Linked DNA regions of Homo sapiens: regions 1 and 2 are each linked to region 3. Evidence: read pairs that join two places in POLR2A ChIA-PET (ENCODE). Cell type or tissue: MCF 10A. All regions are shown on one strand.

Evidence for each region. Peaks named below come from ENCODE experiments on the same cell type or tissue, not always from the same donor. Only the 100,000 strongest peaks of a DNase experiment are listed, where the experiment ranks them.
Region 1: POLR2A ChIA-PET joins it to region 3 with 20 read pairs; 4 of 35 experiments call an interaction of 5 or more read pairs at or near these places.
Region 2: POLR2A ChIA-PET joins it to region 3 with 27 read pairs; 2 of 35 experiments call an interaction of 5 or more read pairs at or near these places.

What each region holds. Positions count from the first base shown.
Region 1 is chr1:235,068,925-235,076,924 of GRCh38, reverse strand. LINC01348 (long intergenic non-protein coding RNA 1348) reads left to right here and starts at 7,107. Exons shown (of 4, transcript NR_027454.2): 1 at 7,107-7,521. RefSeq lists an enhancer at 1,405-1,654. In MCF 10A, no CTCF peak of the experiment used is centred here; DNase peaks (open chromatin) are centred at 1,404, 2,184, 3,244, 6,614 and 2 weaker places.
Region 2 is chr1:234,530,029-234,538,028 of GRCh38, reverse strand. LINC01354 (long intergenic non-protein coding RNA 1354) reads left to right here and starts at 6,250. Exons shown (of 3, transcript NR_038426.1): 1 at 6,250-6,501; 2 at 6,848-7,003; 3 at 7,687-8,000. RefSeq lists a silencer at 1,952-2,246. In MCF 10A, no CTCF peak of the experiment used is centred here; DNase peaks (open chromatin) are centred at 2,028, 3,878, 4,698 and 5,258.
Region 3 is chr1:234,653,377-234,661,376 of GRCh38, reverse strand. LOC101927787 (a long non-coding RNA gene) reads right to left here. Exons shown (of 4, transcript NR_125944.1): 2 at 5,913-6,151; 3 at 5,144-5,269; 4 at 453-1,243. It overlaps LOC124904554 (a long non-coding RNA gene), which reads left to right and starts at 4,180. Exons shown (of 2, transcript XR_007066950.1): 1 at 4,180-4,426. RefSeq lists an enhancer at 3,605-4,804. In MCF 10A, no CTCF peak of the experiment used is centred here; DNase peaks (open chromatin) are centred at 1,656, 3,006 and 4,046.

The DNA of each region.
Region 1 (8,000 bases), 420 kb before region 3:
CTGCATGTGGGGGGACACTCCCTATGCATACCGTCCAGTGCCTCGATAGGAAGTGGAAAGGCCTATTCACTGCCCAGGTACCAGGCCCTCCAGGCCCCAGTGTTTTGTGAATTTGGAAGGGTTTGTGGCACTGGTTTTGAAGTGGGTCATGTTATGTTTCTGCTGGCATGCTCGGCGTTGCCATGTTTCTCTTTTTGGGCCTTCTTTCTTCCTTTAGAACAAGAGGGTTTTGTTGTCGTTGTTTTTGTTGTCGTTGTTGTTTTAGATGGAGTCTCGATCTGTTGCCCAGGCTGGAGAGCGGTTGCGTGGTCTCGGCTCACTGCAAACTCCGCCTCTCGGGTTCAAGTGATTCTTCTGCCTCAGCCTCCCAAGTAGCTGGGATTACAGGTGCTCGCCACTGTGCATATATATATATATATATGTATATATTTTTAGTAGAGATGGAGTTTTGCCATGTTGGCCAGGCTGGTCTCGAACTCCTGATCTCAAGTAATCCACCTGCCTCGGCCTCCCAAAGTGCTGGGATTACAGGTGTGAGCCACCATGCCTGGCTTTTTTTTTTTAATCTCTTCAATAAATACATATTTCAAAGCTACTGTGCTCACGGCACTGTGCCCAGTCTGCGTACTTTGGTGAGCAAGACAAGCCCCGTCTTCATGGAGTTTTCATTCTAGTGGGGAGTGACAGACATAGGCCAACTCACCCTGCAAATAACTTTCACTTCCAGTGATGACTCCAGCAATGAAGGAATGGTGCAGATTGCTAAGGTGTCCAGCAGGGAAGCCGACTTAGTCTGTGGGAGTGGGTAGAGGGCCCCTGGGATTGCCACCTCACCTCTCGGGGCCTTACCTGTGAAATAGGCTCACCACCATTTGCTTCATAGGGCGACCACGAGTAACGGGTAAAATAATGCACTTTGACTCATGCTGGCTACCCTCATGATTCCTTCCTAATAAAATCTCCAGTGACTAGTCTCTCATATCTACTGTTTCTCTTCTCTTTTGAATAATGTGATTTCACAATTCAACCTTGCCCGGACAAACAGGAAAACCCATTCCAAATTCCAACCTGGCTTTAGAAACATTTTCTTGGAGGGTGGTGGGAAGTGGGATGGGGGTTTGGGAAGGGATGCTCTCCCAGCTCCTTCCTTGCTGTCTCGTTGCCAACTCCAGTTCCCCGGCTTGTGAAGAGTGCGCGTGGGGGGACACGCTCTGATCCTCATACTCCGGGTGCCGCCCACCTGAGACCGCTCTGTCCTCTGGCCACAGCTTCCCAATACTCTGTCTACAGGGAAATATTTTAAAGACTCAGGAAGTGAACTCATTTAAAAAAATGTCCTCCCCCTACTTTTCCAAAACAGTGCAGCCTTCCTGGAAGAAAGCAAACAAAACAAGTGTGACTGTTTAGAAAACGATTGGAAAACCCATTCTGAACAGTATGAGTTTGCATGGCTCTCCTGGGCGGATGTGTCACCCTCGGCTGGGCTTACTCTGGCGTCTGTGTGGAGAGGAGGCAGGGCTGCCCACGCAGTCTTCTCAGAAGAGGCAGCTGATGGCTGAGTGGGGCCTGGGGACCAGTTCCCCTCAAACAACCGCGGGCACCTCACCCTTGCAGACCTCAAACACACAGACAGACACGGATGTGAGTCCACATATGTGTGTGAGGCTGCGTCCAGCTGAAATTAGTACAATGACCTAATCGCCGCCAAGGCGCGGACAACTGCTCTGCGTGTGGTGACTATTTTGGGTTTCTAGGTGTTCGCATGTGATTTGTGGCATTCGCAGTGTTGTTATTAATAACACCGTTGGCTGTGTGGAGGCTGAGGATGAAGCCTTTTCAATTCAGCCATCTGGTCAGAATGCTTCTCCTTTGATGAGGGAAAAAACCTTTGCTGTGTTTCAACTGGAACGCTGCCTCCCAATTAAGGTGACAGCAGATCGCCGAGTCGCCCTGTCTTTGCAGGAAGAGCCAGCCAGGCTCTAAATGCCACTCTGTCCGGGAGGGAGAACGCCTTTCCTATTGATTGTGGTTTGGTATGCAGTTCAGGCACTGGCTCGAAGGGACGCTGGGCCAGGAAAGCCAGCGTGCAGTGTTTACTGGGTTGGCTGCCTTGGCGCTCAGGTTTTCCATTGTCAGGCAGTGACAGTGCTGCTCAGACGCTCTCAGGAGACGTTCCCCTGCTTTCATAACAACGAAGGGCTTTTTTGTTTTCTGACTCATCTTCAGAAGATCTCCCCCACTTCGTTTGAAAGTAAATATAATTAGTAACAGGCAGACATACTGTATATAGCCAGCCCTGCCTATGCAAGAGAGTTATAATTAAACATGCATGCTGTCTGCTGTTCACTGTCTGCTAAAGGCCTTGCTGAAGTCACCTGCAGGGAGAGGGGTTTATCTTGAAGCAGCAGCCTGGGGTGAATGCTGCAGAGAGAGAGAGAGGCCTGTCCCACCTTTGAGTCGAATGTCCAGTCTGAAGCTTAGATTGAGCTGTTGACTAAAGGGGAGGTGTGTCCATCGGCCCTTGGCCTGCCTTCGCCTGGGTTCTTCTCCATTCTCCACCTTGGGCAGCCCTGGGTGACCCTGTGTGGTCAAGGTTGGGGCTGGCCCCTCTTGGAGACAGAGTGATGGTGGCCAAGTATGGTTGTCATAGTAACGAGGTGGCTGCTGCCACTGCTGTCGGCTCAGGAGGCACCTGCCTGCTTGCAGGTTACGATCTGCCCTCCCGAGGCTGGGGAGCCAAGACTACTTGCCTTTGTTCCCAGCTCCCTGCCTGCGATGCTGGCAGCAAAATCTCAGCCCCGCCCGGCAGGGCAGGAGCTCAGGTATGTTATCCCCAGGTGACCCTCGGCCCTTCTTCTTGGCTAAGGGTAGGCTGGGTGTTTGGAGGCCACTGTCCAGGCCCATAGAGAGCTCAGATTCTGCTGAAACCAGTGGCTCAGGCAGCCCCAGGAACACACACACAGCTTGTGGGAAGATTCTGGGACCACGGCACGGCCAATGGCAGGAACACACACACACCTTGTGGGTAGATTCTGGGACCACGGCACGGCCAACGGGCTTTGTGACACAGGCTTGGAGACACAGGAGAAGCTGCTGTGCCTCCTGCTCCTCCGGGGGGTGCGGCGGTGACCGGATGACTAGTTGGCACAGTCCTTCCTTGGCCTGGATCAAATGCAACAGGCGTCATCTGAGCCCCGGGCACCTTTCCCCAAGTTGCTCAAAGTGTTTTCCGAGCAAATAGTTGTTTCATAACACCCGTGAGAAGTAGGTGGGGTGACAAAGCATTCTTTGTCCCTGTCTTGCAGATGGGGGAATTGAAAAGCTTGCCGGTCCTGGTGGTGAGGCCAAGAAAGGGAGAAGGTGCTCTCCTGCCCAGGGCTCTGGGTGTGGAGCACCGGGGCCAACTCGTGCCCCGTCACCAACTCCTGTGGAAATTGGTGCAGCTCCAGCAGAGAAGGAGGCCAAAAGTGGAAGAGGCCCAGGGCTTCTCCCTTAGCACTGGAGGCCTCAGATGCAATGGCAGGAGCTCGGCCGTGGGCCCCACTGTCTGAGGTGTTGAAACTGGCCATTGGCAACTCGAGAGGTGTTGGTGCTCTCCTGCTCAGCTTGCTTGAAGTTACTGGACTCTTGGAGGGGGTCAACAGATGCTTTTTAAGCACCCTGTTCTGGCCCAGGAATTGTTCCATTCCAGTGGTAAATGAGGGGGATGTGGCCCCGCCTTTATGGTGTTCATAGGAGACATAGGAGACAGTCAATACATAAAATTAAGAAGAAATCATTTCAGAGAGTGACATGCTATAAGGACACTAAAAATGCATAATGGGACAGAGATTGGCTAGAGGGGAGGGTAGGAGAGGAGGAACAACTTTTTTATTTTATTTTATTTTATTTTATTTTATTTTATTTTATTTTATTTTATTTTATTTTATTTTATTTTTGAGATGGAGTCTCACTCTGTTGCCCAGGCTGGAGTGCAGTGGCATGATTTCGGCTCACTGCAACCTCTACCTCCCAGGTTCAGCAATTCTCCTGCCTCAGCCTCTTGAGTAGCTGGGATTATAGGCGCCCACCACCATGCCTGGCTAATGTATTTTTAGTAGAGACGGGGTTTCACCATGTTGCTCAGGCAGGTCTTGGACTCCTCACCTCAGGTGATCCACCCCCCTTGGTCTCCCAAAGTGTTAGGATTACAGGTGTGAACCACTGCTCCTGGCTATTTTATTTTTTGAGACAGGGTCTCACTCTGTCTCCTAGGCTGGAGTGCAGTGGTGTGATCATAGCTCACTGCAGCCTCAGACTCCTGGGCTCAAGTGATCCTCCTGGCTCAACTTCCTGAATAGCTGGGACTACAGGTGTGCACCACCATGCCTGGCTAATTTTTAAAAATATTTTTGTAGAGATGGGGTTTTGCTGTGTTGCCCAAGCTGGGAACTCCTGGGCTCAAAGGATCCTCCCACCTGAGCCTCCCAAAGTGCTGGGATTACAGATATGAACCACTGTGCCTGGCTGAGCAAAAATTTTAGATAGGGAATCAGAGAAGGTGTCTGCACGAGCAGCTCCGCAAAGGGCAGAAGGACCCAGACCAGAGGACCAGCATTCCAGCGGGAGGAAACAACTGCGGAAAAGCCCTGAGAGGGGAATGAGGGTGGCCTGTCCAAAGCTTGGGGGAGGACGCTGCTCTTGGATGGTAGCAAGAGAGGATGTGAGGGTGGTGAGCAGGGGTGTGGTCCTGTAGGGAGGACCTTGTGGGTTGTGGGGCCGTGTGTGATTCTGGATGCTAGGGGAGGTGATACATAATTCAGGATTTCTTGGGAAGATGGTGCCCACTGTTTTTGTTTTTGTTTTTTTAAGACAGAGTCTCACTCTGTCACCCAGGCTGGAGTGCAGTAGCACGATCTCAGCTCACGGCAACCTCCGCCTCTTGGGTTCAAGCGATTCTCCTGCCTCAGCCTCCCGAGTAGCTGGGATTACAGGCATCTGAGTCCACTGTTGAACCCACCTACTGTATCTCATTGCAGGCTCAAATAATAGCCATTAATGCAATGTAGGTTCCAATCCCAAGTCTCCAAGCAATGATTTTGGGGCAGAGGTTGTACTATACATACACCTATAGATATTTCTTGGCATCTTATTACAATGCTTTGCAATGTGGCATGGGGTTTGTTTCTCAGATTTTACACAGGAAGTTTAGTTACTGATATATAGGTTGAGCATTCCAAACCAAAAACCCGAAATCCTCCAGAAATTGAAACTTTTTGAGCATCAGCCTGATGTTCAGAGGAAATGTTCATTGGAGCATTACGGATTTTGGATTTTTGGATTTGGGATGCTCAACTGATAAGCATATTATGCAAATATTCCAAAATCCAAAAAAATGCAAACTCCAAAACACTGTGATTCCCAAGCTGTTTATTATTTTTTGAGATGGAGTCTTGCACCGTTACCCAGGCTGGAGTGCAGTGGTGTGATCTCGACTCACTGCAACCGCCATCTCCTGGGTTCAAGTGATTCTTGTGCCTCAACCACCTGAGTAGCTGGGATTACAGATATGCGCCACTACGCCCGGCTAATTTTTGTATTTTTAGTAGAGACAGGGTTTTGCCCTGTTGCCCAGGCTGGTCTTGAACTCCTGGCCCCAAGTGATCCTCCTGCCTGGGCCTCCCAAATTGCTGGGATTACAGGCATGAGCCACTGTGCCTAGCCCCCTAGGTATTTAAATGAGAAGCATATTCAACCTGTACTAGAAACATTGTGTTATGTCTTTCCATGTCCCAGAAATGGATTCAGGGACATCATTTCTATTCCTCATAGAAATGAGCCATCTTTAGGTGTCTGGGCTTGGTGACTTATGCCTGTGATCCCAGCACTTTGGAAGGTTGAGGCAGGAGGATCCCTTGAGCCCAGCCATTTGAGACCAGCCTGGGCAGCACAGTAAGACCCCATCTCTACAAAAGATAAAATTATATCACTTCTCAGCCTTTTAGCTAAGATCAAGTACAAAAAATAAAATTATTAGCCAGGTGTGGTGGTATGCACCTGCAGTCCCAGCTCCTCAGGAGGCTGAGGTGGGAGGATCACCTGAGCCCAGGAGGTTGAGGCTTCAGTGAACCGTGATTGTGCCACTGCACTCCAGCCTGGGTGACAGAGCAAGACCCTGTCTCAAGAAACAAACAAACAAACAAACAAACAAACAAAAAACTCCTTGGGTAATGACCCAGCGGTCACCCATTGTGACCAGTTTTTCCATGGGACTGAACCACTGTCATTTGTCTGGTGCTTTATAACAGCTTACAAAATACTTCTGCAGCCACTTTCTCATTTGCTTTTCCCCAGTGCTCGTAGCGTTATTGGCGATGTATAGATGCAGAAGCTAAGAGAGGTTAAGTCATTTGCCCAAAGTTACGGAGCAAGGGGAGACCTGGACCTAAGCTCCAGTCCTTGGCCTTTGCTCTCAGACTTTCCCAAGTCCCTGCTGTGGGGCCTTTGGTGGCAGCGGGCCAAGGCAGTTCCGGGCACCTGGGCTGACTGTGTGACTGTGAGTTTGGTAAGCCGAGCCTGGCAGGTGTTTGCAATTCCCTGAGCTGGCTCCTGGGAATGCATTCTGTGCCATGCAGGGCCGTGTTGCAACGTGACTAATGGATGAGAAGGTTGAGGAGGAAAGCCATTACTTCACCAATGTGAATCAAGGTCATTCGTCACCTCGGGAAGCACACGGAGCTGCGACGTTCAGGAGGGAGGCACGCTGCTCCCAAGCCAAACCACGATGCAGCCTGGCACCAGTCCCATGCAGCAGGGAGAAGGGGAGTTTCTGGAAGCGAGGATGAGCTGGGCAGCCAGGCCCAGGGCCCTGGCCGTGCATGCATCAGCCCCTCCTGAGAAAAAGAGCTCAAGGACTACATGGGGTCTTACCCACGAGTGGGGCAACGGTGCAGTTTCCAGGAGGCGTTGGCAGGAGCTGACCGGCCACTGACGCTGGCCGGGGTCCCTAGGGGACAGGGACTGGAGGGTCAGCGGCCTCTGACCATCCAGCGTCATCTGAGGAAATCAGGCCAATCGTGAGCCACCAGAGTGTCCTCACCGAGACGGCCTCTCTCCCTAGTATAACAAGCCACATTTGCTGCCTTTCTGGGAGAGTTAGAAGCAAGCCACGTGGGTGACTTCTTTTCAAAGTTCTCTGCCTCAGAGGAGGAAGCCCCATGGGTGGAGGCCAGGCCCGAGGCCATCCTGCTCTGGGCCAGAGCGTGCCTGTGTCTGATGAGCGAGGACATGCCTCGTCTGGCTGAGCCTTCCATTTCACACCGGCAGCTCGAACCCCCCATCACGGCTTCCTTTTGGGCTCCCCTCCTCAGGGGACCGAGCTTGAAATGTGCTTGCCCTTCATCCCTAAGGCCTGCGTCCCTTCCTCAGAGAGGACTAAGCCCCTCTCCCAGTCTTGATGTTCTCCGAGGCCCTTCTTATTCACAGAACCTATCTGGCTTATTTATTCGCTTGCTTGCTTCTGATGTCTTCTCTTACTGAAAGGTAAGTTATGTGGGAGATGGAATCATGCCAGCTTTGGTTCACCATTACATCCTCCACACTTTTCTATTCTGATTTATTTATTTATTTTAGAGTCAGAGTCTTGCTCTGTCGCTCAGGCTGGAGTGCAGTGGCACAATCATAGCTCACTGCAGCCTCAAACTTCTGGACTTAAGTGATCCTCCTGCTTCAGCCTCCTGAGTAACTAAGACTACAGGTGTGCATCACCATGCTTGGCTAATTTAAAAAAATTGTTTTAATACAACAATTAGCTGGACGTGGTAGTGTGAACCTGCAGTGCCAGCCACTGTGGAGGCTGAGGTGGGAGGATCACTTGAGCCCAGGAGATTGAGTCTGCAATGAGCTGAGATCGTACCACTGCATTCCAGCCTGGCAACAGAGTAAGACCCTGTCTCAATTTTTTTTTTTGTAGACGTGGGGTCTCACTATATTGCCCAGGTTGGTCTTGAACTCCTGGACTC
Region 2 (8,000 bases), 120 kb after region 3:
TTGTGTTTCATTTGTAAGCATACCAAATGAAGCCACGGAAGGGGCTGTGAGGATTGCAATGTGGTACACTTTTCTGGGTAAAATGTTCTTAGAGGGGCCACAGCTAAAAGGCAGTCTATTGTTTAACAGGCCTCAATGACAACCATAATAATCAATGTAGTTATTATCATGATTGTCGTCACTGCTAGATCTTACATCTTTGTGGCACTCCGATCACTAGCTAATCAGAGCATTCACCTGGGCCTGGCTTGCCCTATTCTCACTGTCTGTCTTTTTTTTGTCACTTATCACAGACTCCTGCAAGCAGAGTAGCCCTTGGGGAGGTTTCCCCGGGGACCCTTTTCTTTGGCATCCTTAAACAGCTGTCACACTGTCCCAGTTGTTTTTCAAGAAGAAAGTCCCCAGGGTTTTACTGAGGCAGACTTGAACTTGACCTCGTCGTGTTGATTGGTTCACTTTTGCTTCCCCCTGGAAAGAGGGGTGCCAAACCCTGGGTGCCCATGGGTGGATCCTGGCAGCCTTCTACCTTACAGCTCATCACCTGTTTTTTTCTACCCAGAACATGCGTTTGGACATGTAAGGATTTCAGCGGTTCCTGCAAAGCAAACTTCTCTGGAGGAGCCCGAGAGACCTCTTCTGTACAGAATAGCCTTACACCCCATAGGGCAGTCTGTCAGCAATGCATTTGAAAGGGGAGCACATAGGTAATGCATTAGGTAGGGTGGTGTGAGGAAGGGGATCATTCAGCACCTGGTCCTGAATGTTATTTGCCAGGTACTTTTAAATAACTTCTGTTAGCTATTACTCCTAAACATTCTTAGGGAGCGGGTAGGAATTGTCCTCCTTTTGAGAATAAAGAAACCAAGAGACAAATGTCTTCAGGGACACATCCAAGGAGGAAGAAGAGGTGAGAGCCTTTAGTAGTGAGGGTTACCCTTAGCTACCGTCCTCTGTCCTCCTTGGCCCCATGGGCACCCAGGAAACACACTGCGGGGGACGAATTCTGGAGCGTGGCTTTCATCCAGGAATTGTCTAAAACATTAACTGGCTGAAAGACAGGATCTCAGTCATTCTCACACAGCAAACGCAGGCTCAGAGAAGTAAGCTATCCGCAGCAAATCACAGGATGAATTAGCGCCCAATAAGCACGGAGAAAGAAGGCTTCTTCCTCGCCATCCACTCCCCGGGCCAGCTTTGAAGAAAGATATATTTTTAAATGCAAGCCTCGTAGAGAAAATGTTCCCTAGCACGTACCCATAGCCTACTAATGGGGCAGTTGTTGGCAGCTAGTACCATCAGCCCATGCTCAGGATTGTGTTCACAATTTTTATTTCTATTCTCGGCCCCTGGTATATGATAGGGGTTGCTGTCCCTGGAGACTTAGGGGCACTGATGAAAAAGGTTTCAGTAGGTTCTTGCCTTGCTCTCAATTCAAGATTGATTTTGTTCAGACTTTGGGCCTGCAGGCCTGAGGTCATTTACTGAGTTAGTAACCATTTTTGTTTGTTTGTTTGTTTGTTTGTTTTAAATTATTATTCTTCACACAGACTCCATGTAAACTGCCCAATGCTTCCCAGAAGGCTGGCGGCCCCTGCATCGCTCTGAACTGAAGAGGAGCTGAAGTCACAGAAAGCCAGCCACTACTCGATTGCCCAAGAAGCAGTCGTCGCACTGGCCCAGCTTCACAGCGGCTCTCGAGTGCTGAGAAAACCCACTGGAAGGGCTTCCTTTCCCTACTCTGCACATGAGAATAGCCATTCCTGTGTCAGTTTTGCTTCTTTCTGGGCTCTCTGATTAGGATTTATTTCCTTAGCTAGAGAAAATAAAGGGACCTTACAAGGCCTAATTAGAGCGACTCCTCTCTGATGTATTCAAGACACCCTGCTGAATTGGACTGGCAAGTCCCTGTGTATTGTTATTATTGTTGTTTTAAAGAAGCCATTTCTGACCAGGGTGGCTGAAGGAGACGCCCTTTGTCGGCCTCTCATGGTCCTGGCCCTCGCCAAGGGAACTGTTCCTGAACTGCTGTGTTTATTTGAGTTATGTAATATAAACAGCTCCAAGGAGATGGGCTCCTCCACTTTTGTTTTTAGACTCAGCCTCCAGTTGCCCTCTGCAGAGCTTGTCGCTTGGGTGGTTTCCTCCAGCATTCTTTGCTTTGCTGCTGGAGAACAAAATAGCCCTGCCTTGACCCTTCTCGGGGACCAGCCCTTTCCTTTCAATGGCCCAGCAGTGAAAGTGAGGGGCAGCTTATGCTAACCTCCGCCAGGGCTTGAGGGCCCGTCCAAACCCAACAAAGAGGAATCGGGGATGGGTATGACTTTCCCTGTGACTTTTTCACTGATACATGTTTCCTCTAAGTCCAGAGCATCCCCAGAACATTTCAAACATAATCCCACTTTGTATACGGATTCACACCCGATTTTTCAGGAATGCATCCGATGTGTAAAACCCATGACTATAGTTAGGAAGATAAGTTCAAAAGATGTGGTAGATACCAGCCCCGCATTACTTTACTATTCACATCTGCTGAAATCACACATTTTCAAGGCATGTCCTTGCTAATTAGAGCAAGCTCATAGTTTAGCCCCCCAGTGGCTCCACGCAACAGAGAAACACTAAATCTTCTCTCTCTGAGTCTGGCTTGGCACAATGGCATCCGAGGTACAGTGGGATTATAACACATTTTTAGCAATAGGTTTCTTAAAACAACTCTCGAAGTGTTGAGTCTCTTATTCCTTTATTTACACGGTTGTCTTAAAGCAGATAACAAACAGTTTCAGAAGAGTCATTAACTCTGAAATTTCTTATTGCAGGTTCCATCTCCTTCTATAGAATTTCATTTTGCAATATTCCCTCTCGCTCTCGAATCACCCCAACACACATTATCTATCAGGGTCACCCAGCAACCCTGGGGTAAGAAAGATGTCCTTTTCATCTCTTTAGAACTGTGAGTCTGGGGGAGAGGGGATTAGAGAGGTGGGAGGCACAGAGGTTTGGAGAAGCAGGTCCCTGGAGGCCCAGACAGCAGGAATGACCTTGAATGGAGCAAGGGGGAGAATCTGCCAGCCACATTTATTTTCCCATCGGATTCCCGGAAAACTTACAAAATATCTATATTACAGCAATGAGAGGGACCCAAATAGAATTGGAGATTTTTGTATTAAGAAATACTTCAAGATCTACCAGTCGGAGCCCAGTTGGGGCCGCCAACAAAGCCACACAGCATCCTCTTGTCTCTTACAGCCTTTCAGAATCTCTGTGTATTTTTCGAGCAGCAGCAGCAGCAGCAGCTTCCAACTCTTGCACATTTGCTAATTTGCCAAGTCCCCAAAGCTGCCCTGCTGTCTCTTTCTGCATTTCCCTCTTTCAAGGTCAAACTCCAGTGCACCTCAAACTTCCAGTGTTTTTCAGTGCGGTGTGAGCCTCTGCCTGCAGGGCCCCTCCCCTGAAGGGCGGGAGTCGCCAGGGGCCAGGGTCCTTGTGAGGAGCCCAGAGGAAATCTGTGCAGGCCTTGACTTTCTCACACATATTTCAGATGTGCAGGGTTGTGATTGTAAACAGCGTCTTCAGAGCCGGCCTCCCCACCCGTGTCCTGTTCATATCACCCTAGGGGTTCCAGTAATAGGGCGTAAAAGCAAACAAAGAAAAACAGTAATCTGGTGTTCCAATTGCATTTTTTGTTTTTAGAAAATGTTAATGATAGGTTATTTGATTACCCTAGGTTTGGCCCCACGCGCTCTTGATTAAGCACATCTGGTATTTAGTAACAATATAAGTAGCAGGAGTTTTTTTGGCACTTGAAAAGCAGCTCATCCAATGTTGCCATGCAGTTTGGAAACTCGTCAGTGAGGCCAGCCAAACTTGTGGAGATACAAGACTTTTTCTGCAGGCTGGGCAGCTGGCCAGAACTGCTAAAAAATGTGAATTGGCTAAGAACTGCTGCCACGCAAACACTTCTGGAAATTTCTGTGCTTGGGCCTGCCAAATCCATTATGCACAACATGAATTACAAGAGTTTCTATCTCTCCAAGCAGTTGCTTTTTGAGCTTAATTCTCCTATACGCTTTATGAAACGCCACACACACAACCAAAAATGAGAAAAACACCCCCAAATCCACTACCATCCTTTTTTTTTTCTGTCTTTTTCCATTTGGGTTGCCAAGCTCACAGCTTTTCCTGAATTAGGAGAAATAGCCTCAAACTTTGGTTTGAATTACATTAAATCTAAATGTGGGAGGCAATTGTGCTTCCTGGAAATTCTAGAAAGGAAGGATGTTTCGCATCAAGGAGACAGCCTAATATCTAGGTAGGAAAAACAATAAAATGCAACAAAAGAGCTTGGAAGGGGAAAAACATATACGCCCTGTTCATGTCCAGCCGTTGGGATTTTGGCCTTGTGGGAAGATTTTGCTCAGACTAGAAAGAAATGCTGTGAGCGGAATGTGCCTGTCTTGTGCTTAAGACTGCGGCCCTGCTTCGAGATGCACCGAGCCCGACGTCTTGGGTTTCTATTCACATCCCTGCAGACTGTCAACCACATGGGCCATTTTGGAAGCAGGGTGTGCCAAGCAGGTCAAAGGGAGAGCACGCAGGAAAGACAGCCAGTCCTTCCAGTCCAATCCTGCTTCTTCCCATGCCTTCCCTCCCTTCCAGGGCTGAGAAAGGTTTGCATCATGTATTTTCTGAATCCAAATTGAAACTTGTCTTTTGCTGGTGATTCAGATGTGCAGGATTACTCAGACTCTGCCTAGGATTGTTTTGAAGGGCCTGCAGCTCCACTCCTATTCTCCAGAAGCACTGGGATGACATTATTCATAGGGCACACATAATAGCTAATATGAGGTAATCACATTAGCACATTCTGAGACATAAAGTACAGCTAAATCCTTCCAATTCCCACTAGGTGTAATGCTGTCTTGACACACAGCCCTTTTCATGATAACCGTAAGGTCACTTCTCCATCATCCCTCCCCGATCCCTTTATTTTCTGGAGTATCTTTTGTCTTAGATACTCCTGTCAATTTCAGCCAATCAAAATTGACGTATTCTAAGAGCTAGTGGTCCCCACTGTGCCATTCCATCAAGTTGCTACTCGAGCTTGCGTCTCAGTTTCTCTCTCTGTTAGGAGAAAGGTTGTGTTTGCAGGTGGCCATCCTCCCAGGGCATGGCAGAGCCCAGTACGGCAGAAATGTCATGGGATTTGGCATCAGGTTCTGGCTTGGACACTTGTAACTTTGTGTCCTCACTTCTAAAATGGGAACAGGAACGCCTTCCTCACAGCACAGTCATGAGGAACCAAACGTAATGATAATTATGCAACTGCTTTGCAAACAGTAAAGCAATATACGAATACGGCTTGTCATTATTATCTTGCAAGGCCTAATTGTAGAAATCTGACCACTTACGTTACTGTGAACATGATATAGAGAGTGTGGGTCAAGATAGTCAATGCCCGTGCAGAATGCAATGTGGGAATGTATTACAGCTGACACTGCCAAGTGATTGTTGATTTCTGCAGCTGATGCAGGTTGACCTCTCTCAAGAATAATTTTTAAAGTATGTCACTTGCTCCTCTCTTTCTTTCTCTGTCTGACTTTCTGTCTCTGCTTCTCTGTCTCTCTCTGCCTCTCTGTCTCTCTTTCTCTGTCTGTCTCTTTCTTTCTGTCTCTGTTTCTCTGTCTCTCTTCCCCTCTCTCTGTCTCTCTGTCTCTCTGTCTCTGCCTGTTTCTCTGTGCCTCATTGTCTCTCTCTGTCTCTGTCTCTGTGTGTGTGTGTGTGTGTGTGTGTGTGTGTGTGTGTAGGTGTGTGTGTCTTCCTCTCTCCTTTTCTCTCTCTTTTCCTTCAGGAATCAATTGGTAGAAATCACTATTCATATGCCAGTTTACTGTATTGACCTAAGAATGAAGGTGAGGTCGCCAGTGCTAATTAAATTTCCTTTCCCATAGTGAACTGTATCCCAGAACTAGAGTTCACACTAAGCAGTTAAACAGGTTTGGGCATTCGAAAAAAGAAAAAAAAAAGCTGGGGCCCCAAGAAAGCACTCTTGGCCTCATTTCTATTTGGCTCACATTGCCTGTCCTGTTCTTGGCTTAAATTTGGATCACAGGACTCATTTTCTCATTTTCCTTTTCTCATGTTCCTGGATCTTTGTTGTAGAATTGTAGGAAACACAGAGTCAGGAGAGTCAGCCAAAAAGTATTTCTCCCCTCCCTGGAAGGTCTCGGGCCCTGCTCAGACACCACATGCGCAGGGCCGACTGCATTCCCACGGCGACGGCCTCCTGGCCCGCATCATGACTGTTGTTTTCCTCGCGGTGGCCATAGCTTTTGGATTTTACATTCAGATTGGTTCAAGGGGCTTTTTCCTTTCTCTGTTTGAAGGAAGCCACCCTCTCGATCCCCAGTCAGCGTGGCGTCCTCTCAGCAACCCGCTCCTGGTCTTGCTTTGACTCCTGTGCTCCCGGGCTGCCGAGAACACGTCTGGAGCTTTTAAATCAGGGTGAGTCCCAGCCGCCGAGGAAGCACTGAACAAAAAGGCCACCGCTGGGGAGCTGCAGGGGCACAGACGGAGCCTGGGAGCGGGGCTGACCATGGGGAAGAAGGGGAGGTGGGAAAGAAGGCCCGGCCACCTCCACTGCTACAGCCACAGCGACAACAGTAGACAGTGACAGGCCCTGCCTGCCACGCACTGCAGAGTCTGTGGCTCTCCCCTGTTAAGTAAGAGCAGTCGGCGCTGACGTTCAGTGAGGTCATGAGGATACTCACAGAACTTTCTGGAATAAGGGTCAGGCTGCGAAGCATTCCCCAGACATTGTAACATCCAGCCAGTCACTCGTGGCATTTAGCTTTTAGGTTCATCTCTGTGAATAATCATCACAAATATTTACTGAGCATCCTTCATCTCCTGGAAGCCTCGTGGATTATCTTGCTGAATCCTCACCACAGCAGCCCGCTGAGGGAGGTGCTATCATCGTCCCTGTTTTTCAAGGGAGAGAATCAAGGTTTGGGCAGGTGCAGTGACCTGGGGCGGTGCGGGGGGTGGGGGCGGGGTCTATTTCTGGCAGTCCTTCTTACGCTCATCCTGACTTAATAATACTGTTTCTGCATTTACTGCAAAATGGGCTCCCCCAGGGGTTACCCACAGAGACACATTTTCTCTTTTCTCTCCTCCACTCATGAGCTCAGTTGCGTGCTACGTTATCTGCCTTGTCTTCCCAGGCGTACTTTAACTTCTGCAGAGCAGACTGAAACTATGTCCGCCAGGCCAGGGCTTTCATTGCCCCCACCCAACTCTCTCCTGTCCCTGCCCCTACCTCATCCTATCAGCTAGCCGTCAAAAGAGCAACCGGAAAATCCCACACTTTGGTTAATAAAGCTAATATTAGAAAGAATCACTAAAAGTTAAGCTTTAGGGTCGAATCCATTGATAAGTGTTTAATACACTGACCATTTCATCTGATATTTTATTTTTTTAATTTTAAAATTAATTAATTGTTTATTGTTTATTTTTTAGAGACAGGGTGTCACTCCAGAGTGGAGTGTGGTGGTGCAAACATAGCTCACTGCAGCCTCCAACTCCTGGGCTCAAACAATCTTCTTGCTTCAGCCTCCCAAGTAGCTGGGACTACAGGTACATGCCACCACACCTGACTAATTTTTTTTGTTGTTTTTTTGGTTTTTTTAGGGACAAGGTCTTGCTATGTTGCCCAAGCTGATCTTGAACTCCTGGCCTCAAGCAATCCCAATAGTTCGGTCTCCCAAATTGCTGAGATTGTGGGTACAAGCCACTGCACCTGGACTTCTTCTGACATTATAAAGCAAAGAGCATTTTCAAAAGCTGATGCTACTTGTGCATATTCCATATTTGCTGAGCGCTTACTGTGTCCCCATTAAGTGCCAGGCACAGTTTTCAGCACTGCTTTAAAGTGTCTACAAGCTTAGAAAGGGCATAGGCATCTCTTGAAATCCAGTGTTCTAGGGAAAGTTTTTCCTGTGGTT
Region 3 (8,000 bases):
GCTCTGCCTCTGCTTCCTGATCGCCTGCCACAGGGCACTGGGTGGACTGCCAGAAAGACCCTGCCACAGCTCGCCCAGGAACCAGGACAGACCCCGGTGGACGAAGGGCCCCGCACCTTGCAGCCAGCGTCCTGGTGCTCAGAACAATCCAGGCATCTTACAGAACACCATGGTTTGCTCAATCTGTAGGCAAATAGTTACTGTCCATGGGAAAGTATTAGGAACCAGAAAATCATGTTTGTTTTCCTTCTCATTATAAACTTTCAATGGCTCCCCTCTGAATACCATCTAAAGCAGTAAGTAACCTGGTATTTGAGACCTTACACATTTTTATTCAAATCTGTCTTTCATTAATGGGATACTGGCCAAGGCCACCCAGCCTGTACCTTTTACTCATTTATAAAGAAATGGAAAATTCCTTACTGAATGAGTGAATGAATAAATGCATGCAATGGTGGTTGTCTTACACTTTATATAACACGTCCTCTGGATTTACTAATAAAAAATGCTGTAGGCCTCTTCCAGCGGCTTTCCCTCATCCTGGTCTGCATTGCAGGGGCTGTGGCTGCAGCCAACACTGAAGACTGCACGGCACCTGAGGAGACCAACATCTTGTCTTTCAGAGACGAGGGTGATGTCATGAGTCACTTCTTGGTCTTTCCCCTCTCTCTGCGCATGTGGTGTCAGCCGTGGTGCCTGCCAACCCGAAGACAGGACTTGCTACATACGTCAGCAGTGGAAGAGAGCCGAGTTACCCCGAGTTACCAATGGCGAATCCCTATGGGTCCACAGCAACTTCAGTCCTTGCCTCCTCAGAAGAAAGAATTCGACTGAGGGGCGTTAAGGCAGAAAAAGAGAGCAAGTTTCAGAGCAGGAGTGGAAGTTTAGTTAAAAGGCTTTAGAACAGGAAAGAAAGCAAAATTCGCTTGAAAGAGACCCAAGCAGGCGCCTGAAGGTCCAAGAGAGAAAAGAGAGCACAAGAAGACAGTAAAAAAGAGGGTCTTTAACCTTGATCCTGGGACTTCATAGGCTTGCCTCTTTCCCAGGATTCTTCCCTTACAGGGTGGGTTTCCCGCATGCGCAGTGCTCGCCATACCGTTTGGAATGGAGCATGCGCAGTGTGTTTAGGGAGGTCCACGCAGGCCCCTCAGGCTTTCTTCCCTTTTCTGGTGGAGTGGTCATCAAACGTCATCATTTTTTGTCTCTTAACACGCATGCCCAGGAAGTTGCTTCTCCCTGGAGCCTGCATTCGATTAACAGTTTGATGTTAACAGGTGCGGACCATCAGGAAATGGTCTCTTCTGGTGCGGTGGAATTGTCATTTTTAGAGAAGCGATGCGATCATTGCCGAATCATCACCCGAGATTTCTAGTGGGTGATGGAGAGACCTCTCTTCTGCCCCTTTCATGCCTAACTACCTGTAATACATAGAGGGGGCTTGGCTGGGACTTTGGAGTGAATTCAGGGAAGCTGGCCGTGCACAGCTCGGTAGACCACTGAGGATGAGACTTGAGGGTCTCTGGGCCTGCCGGCGGCCCATTGTGGGCAGATCAGTGCGAGGGATCCTCACACTCCGGCTATTACAAAGCTGGACCTTTACCTCTGCTTAAGCAGAAAGAGGCCTGAGCGGGTGACTCATTCTCACTCATCAGAGCATCCGCAGGGCTCCAGCCCTGCCCCAACCTCCCTGTGTCTACTGGGACAGCCTCAAGGCCAAGGGAAGGAACTAAGAGGAAAAAACTCTAGTTTTAAAAACTGAACAGAATTGAGGAGGAGCCTCCTCAGGACCGGTTCTTTCCTCCCCCACTGGCCTCTCTCACCTGCCACCATCAACTTTTAGTCCCTTGAAATGTTCAAGCTGTTTGTCATTCCCTGGGAGCAGCTAGTCCACTGAGCTTCTGCATTTGGGGCTGAGTGACAAGAAATCAAAGGGACGAAATGGGCCAACTCCCTAATCTTACCTCCCTGCATTAAAGTGGAGAATATATGGGAGTAAATAAATGGAAAATACACAGTCAGTTCTTTACCATCACAGTCAATAAGGCAGAATCACTCCAGGAGGAAATGCGGTCTGGGGGACTTCCTTCATCTGAGACACCTAACCTGGGGACAGCTCGGCTCTGTGTCCCACCTCTGCCACCACAGACTCTCTGCCCACTCACTTCTCTGTATTCCCCAAGATCTGGGGTGCTTCATTTGGGTTCCTGGAGAAAGGAGAAATATTTTCTACCTAGAGTGAATATATCTGGTGTCCTTCCAAATAGCTGCAGCCCATGCATTTTTAATAAGAAGGAAGCCCTGATGAATGTCACAAAGCCAATAAATGTGGCCACCACCACGGTGGAGATGTCGTTATACAGCTGTAAAGTGCCTGCAATGTGCAGGGCAGAGCAGAGATTAGACATGTTGCCCACCCAGTGGGCTGATGATCAAAGTGCCTGTGTGTTTCTGTAGGCATTTCCAGTTCAGTTTACATTTTAGAAGAAAATAAATACACTCAGACAACCATCTCCTGTTCTTCTTCTCCCTACCCTCCACCTTCGATAATGGAATAAACTTTTCCCTTCCCCCTCCCTTTTATACTAAAACAGTTCCTTGGAGGTATCAGTGGGGCTGCTTAGGGGCAAAGGCCGCGGATCCCAACTCTGCACCTAGAAACTGGCTGATCCTTGTGACCCGGTCAACTGGGACCCAGTTGCAGCCAAACCTCTCTTCACTCGCCAGCAAGACCTGCAATTGCTCAGTTTCATCCCAGATCCCAGTGGTTCTAGCTAGACTCAGGCCAAAGACTACTTGGGCCTTGTGATGAAAGGCCTTTGGGAAATTAGCACTTTTCCACTGGATTATTGGAGCTGCAGCAACTTGCCTACCTCTGGGATTCTGTTCAGTGCCTGACATCCTGAAGGTTTGCCTGGGCTCCTCCCAGCCCTAGTCTAATCCTGAATGAGCTGGCACTGGCTGGGCAGCCTGGCCTCACCTGGGATCCCTGTTTGGCTTGGCCTTTGTCAAGGAGGCCAGGAGCCTGAGGAACTAGAGGATTAAGCAACAGCTTCCCAGGGGCGAATTCCTGCCTAGCGCCTGGTATCTGGTTTCTGAGCCAAGCAAGGGTGGCTCTGTTTCTGCTGATTCCTCATCGTGGTTGCATGCTACATCCTGATTCTCTATTCCTGCCTGGATATTCCTCCCCAGAAGGAATTAAGTCAAGGGCCCTGAGAGCTGCAGGCCCAGATGTAGCTCTTATATGCAAACACTTCCACTTCTGAATTCTCAGAAGTTACTAAGACCCCTTAGAGCCATGCTGGGGTCCTGTTAGCTCTTCCTCTGGGCCCAACTTAATTGACTTGGCCCGGTGTTATTTTAGACACCCGAAATAGGCAAGTGCTTGGTATCAGGGTGGTTTAAATTTCAGAGGGGCATGGCATGGCATGGCATGTTTGAGGCTGGGACTTATAATGCACAGATAAGAGCCTTCTTTGTTGCTCTAACAGTTTTGCTCATCTTTACCCACCATGTCTCAGATCACCCTGTGGGTGTTGGAGAGTTATGTCTGATTGTTTTTGCACACAGGTTGGAAATGTATGAAAGATAGACTGAATTTCTTGCCTCCTTCCCTAGAGCAAACCTAATAGCTCAGACTACAGCAAGCTGCTGATGTTCTATCTCTGTGAACTAGGAGGTGATAAGCTGAGGAATGCCTGCTCCTATCCCCATTTTTACCTGAGATCCCAGAAACTGGCATGCCCCGTACGCCCTGGGTTTGCCAGGTACAAACCTGTTTAAGCCTGTCCTGTTATACACATGAAAACACCCCCTGCTGTTCTCGAAAGTGAAAGCTGGACAATGAATTATGGAGTTGCCCTGTGTATAGAGGACATCCCATTCATTCTAGCTGTGTTCTTTCCAGACTACAGAGAGCATGTTATGGCTGGGGAAGTTAGGGCTGAGAAAGGGAAGTGACTTGTCTACACTCACATAGTGAGTCAGTAGCAGAACCGTTTAAGAGAATCCAGGGGCTTTGACTAATGTGCTACTCACTCCTGACACCACCCTGGTAAAGGGAGTAGAAAGGACAGGAATAGGTCAGTTGACAACATGTGGTGGAGGAGAGAAGCCTGCGTGCCTATGCATGTGAAATGACGTTAGAAGGCTTCCAAAAGGGCGGGTGCAAAATAATATTGCACAGTGCAATTGATCCTTAGTGGGAGCTCAGGAGCTGTTGGTTGATGAGTGAGTTGATAAGCTACAAGTGCCCACAGGGAGAAGGGAAACATCAAGCAGGATGACCAGGGGGTGCTGCAGAGAGGAAGCAGTGAACTGCCCGCAGCTGGCTGAGCCTGAGCCTGTGATGGGGCCAAGGGTGTGCTGGCACCGTATGGGCGGAAGGACCCGGGCTACCTCTAAGTCTACTGAGGCGTTATTTACCAAGGTGAGGGTTGAGCTGGATTCCGAAAAGGAAATCTGGTAAGGAGAAAGAGGCGAGCCCAGCGTGAAGGAAGGAGGTGTAGGGAGAGTGGGCAGACGAGACGGCCTGGGGCAGAGGGAGATGGAAGAAAAGAAACAAAGAATGTCTGCCCAGCATCCTCATTTTTTTGGTTTTCCGGGAAAATGGTGAAACTCTTGCAAGTGGCGATTACAGAGGGCGGGAGTAGGAGAGAAACCACAGTGATTTTTTTTTTCAGGACCGAAAAAATGTTTTCCCCAAACTAAACAAAGTCAGATTGAGAAATGCAACGTAGTACCTTAGGGACCTGGTGGCTCATTGCTACGTCTTGCCACAGGCGCCGGCCTCAGATGCTCATGGCCGCCTGGGGAGGGGAGGAGGACCCTTAAACTTTTCAAGATCCAAACAGTCATGGTTCTCTTTTTGCAAAATAGTTTTTGTCAGCCTCTTGTAGATAGTGGTGGTCGCACCTTTTGTGAACCACAGCACGACATGTGCCTGGATGCCTCTTCCCCACCTGTTACCTGCCCAGGGAGCCTCACCTGCCTCTTATAGGACAGCTTCATAGCCTGTGACTTCAGTGTGGTCCTCTTACACGGAAAGCCCCCAGTGATGGCTGGTGTTGTTACCTAAAAGGTCATTTCCCTCAGATGACACCAGTGCTTTAGGATCATCAAAGAAACAAAGGAATCTTATACTTACAAGATGAAACTCTGCCTTCAAAAAGGGAGATGCGGCCAAATTCTTCAGGAAAAACCGGAGCTGGGGCCTGGGTGGTCTTGCTGGTATTCCTTCTTTTGTGATTAAATGAAGCCATTCATTTCAGAGCTGCCTTAAAAAATGTAGGAGTCATTCAACCTTCTTCAGCAAATTATACTGATTTTAAATGAACAAAAAAGTCAGCGGCCCTATTCACACACCCCCACCCCTCCCCCATCAGAAATAATGTATCTGATGATGAAAATTACCAACAGCCTGAAAAGAAAAAATCATGGCAACTTCTCAGTTGCACATCGTACTTTCACATTTCTATTTATGTGAAATTCTTATTCTCAACCATCTGATTTTTGTTAACGTTAGGGATCTAGATCTAGTCAGGTCTTGTGCCTGCACACCCCTTTAATTAGCGTGATAACTCAAATTGCTTTCTAATTGAGATGGCTGTGCTTCTGATTCTTATCTGTGGAGCTGGAGGCCTTGGGGCCACCTGCACAGCCCCATTGGCTGAGATTTTATCTGCTAGCACTGCCCTCTCTCCCAGGACTCTGCTGGTCAGGGGCTGAACTCTGAAGCTTCTCCAACCTCAGGTGGAAATCTGAGTTCTTGCCCAGCCCAGAATGCTGGGGGATCTCAGCAGCCTGCCTGGGCACACAAGAGGAGTGGGTGCTGAGCTGGCACAACAATTCTATCCTCCTGTCCTCACCCTGGGATTTCCGATTTGCTGCAGGGTGTGGGAGAACCCAGCTCCCACCTCTGCTAGCTGTGCATAATTACTGAGTGGGGAGGGCATCACTGTCTCAGACAAGAATGAGGGGCTGGCCCACAGTCTCTGCACTTCTCAAGTGGTCTCCGGAGGCACCCGAGGTGGCTGGCTACGATCCTGGGACCTATGTAGTCACTGGTGCCAGTGTCCATGCTGATGACTCTAGCGGCCACCTCTGTCCAGGCAAGGGCTGAATCCCGGCACCAATGTAACTTTTTCCAAGCAGCCTAGATTAGGCAATTGAAAAAAACAAAAACAAATTTTATACTGAGGTAAAGGGACCTTCAGTATAATCCTAGCTTTTATCACATAAATAGAGGTAGGGGGTACCCACCCCACCAAACCAAAAGGATTCATGACACAGTGCAAAGTGCCATGTGCCTTCACAAAGAGAAGGGTCACGTCAATATCAACTCCTACAGCGATTCAACTCTACAGAGACAAATGGTGTTTTAAAAATTCCATTTTATTCATTGGTAGTTTTTCCCTTTTTAACAAAATTGTCTATATTTAAGGCATACAACATGATGTTTTGACATATATATACAGAGTGAAATCGTTACTACAGTCAAGCAAATTAACATATTCATCATCTCGCAGTTATTTTTTGTGTGTGTATGATAAGAACACCTAAAATCTACTCTCTTCACGAATTTCCAGTATACAATATAATATTATTAACTATGCTGTACACCATACCTTTAGATTTATTTATCCTACATTTGCACCCTTTGACCTCTCCCCACTTCTCCCTCTCCCATCCCCAGTAACAGCCATTCTACTGTCTCTTTTCTACTTATTTAACTTCTTTTTTAGATTCCACATATAAGATGAATCACAGTATTTTTCTTTCTGTGGCTGGCTTGTTTCACTTAACATAATGTCCTCCAGGTTCATCCATGTTGTCAAAAATGGCAATATCTACTTTTTAAAGGCTGTGTAATATTCCACTATATGTATATATATGTGCATATGTGTGTGTGTGTGTGTGCATAAAAGCATACTGATTAAGGAAAATGTTCAAGCCATACTGGTCTGTGGTCTGAGTTAGACCATGATTGTATCCTTTCCTTTGGCTGACCTTTACAATCCCTCAATAAGTTGTGCTAACACAGGGAAACTGCTTTTACCAAATCCCTGTGATGAACAATTTCTTTATCCATCCGTCAGTTGATGGACACTTAGGTTGCTTCAATATCTTGGCTATTGTGAATAATACTGCAATGAACATGGGAGAGCAGGTATCTCTGTAAGGTACTGATTTAATTTCCTTTGGGCATATATCCAGCACAGAGATTGCTGAGTCATATGATAGGTAGCTCTATTTTTAGTGTTTTTTTGAGAACCCCCTGCAATTTTTTCCATAATGACTGTCCCGATTTATATTCCTACCAACAGTGTATAAGGGTTCCCTTTTCTCCGCACCCTGTCCAACACTTGTTATCTCTTCTTTTTGGTAATAGTCATCTTGATGGATGTCAGGTGATATCACATTGTGGTTTTGATTTGCATTACTCCGATAATTAGTGATGCTGAGCACCTTTTCATACACCTGCTGGCCATTTTTATGTCTTCGTTGGAGAAATGTCTGTTCAGGTGCTTTGCCCATGTTTTAACTGGGTTATCTGTTCTTGTTGTTGCTTTTGAGTTGTGTGAGTTCCTATATATTTTGTATATTAACCCTGTATCAAATATCATGTTGGTGCAAAAGGAATTGTGGCTTTTGCCATTAAAAGTAATGGCAGAAACTGCCATTAATGCCATTAAAAGTAATGGCAAAAACAGCAATTACTAATATATGGTACACAAATATTCTCTCACAATCCATAGGCTCTATTCTTTTCATTTTGTTGATTGTTTTCCTTGCTGTGTGGAAAATTTTTAATTTGATATAGTCCCACTTATTTATTTTTGCTTTTGTTGCCTGAGGTTTTGATGTAATATTTAAAAAAAAGTCATTGCCAAGGCCAATGCCAAGGAGCTTTCCCCCTGTTTTCTTCTAGGAGTTTCATGGTTTCAGGTCTTAACTTACATCTTAATCTATTTTAAGTTGATTTTTGTGTCTGTTGTAAGATA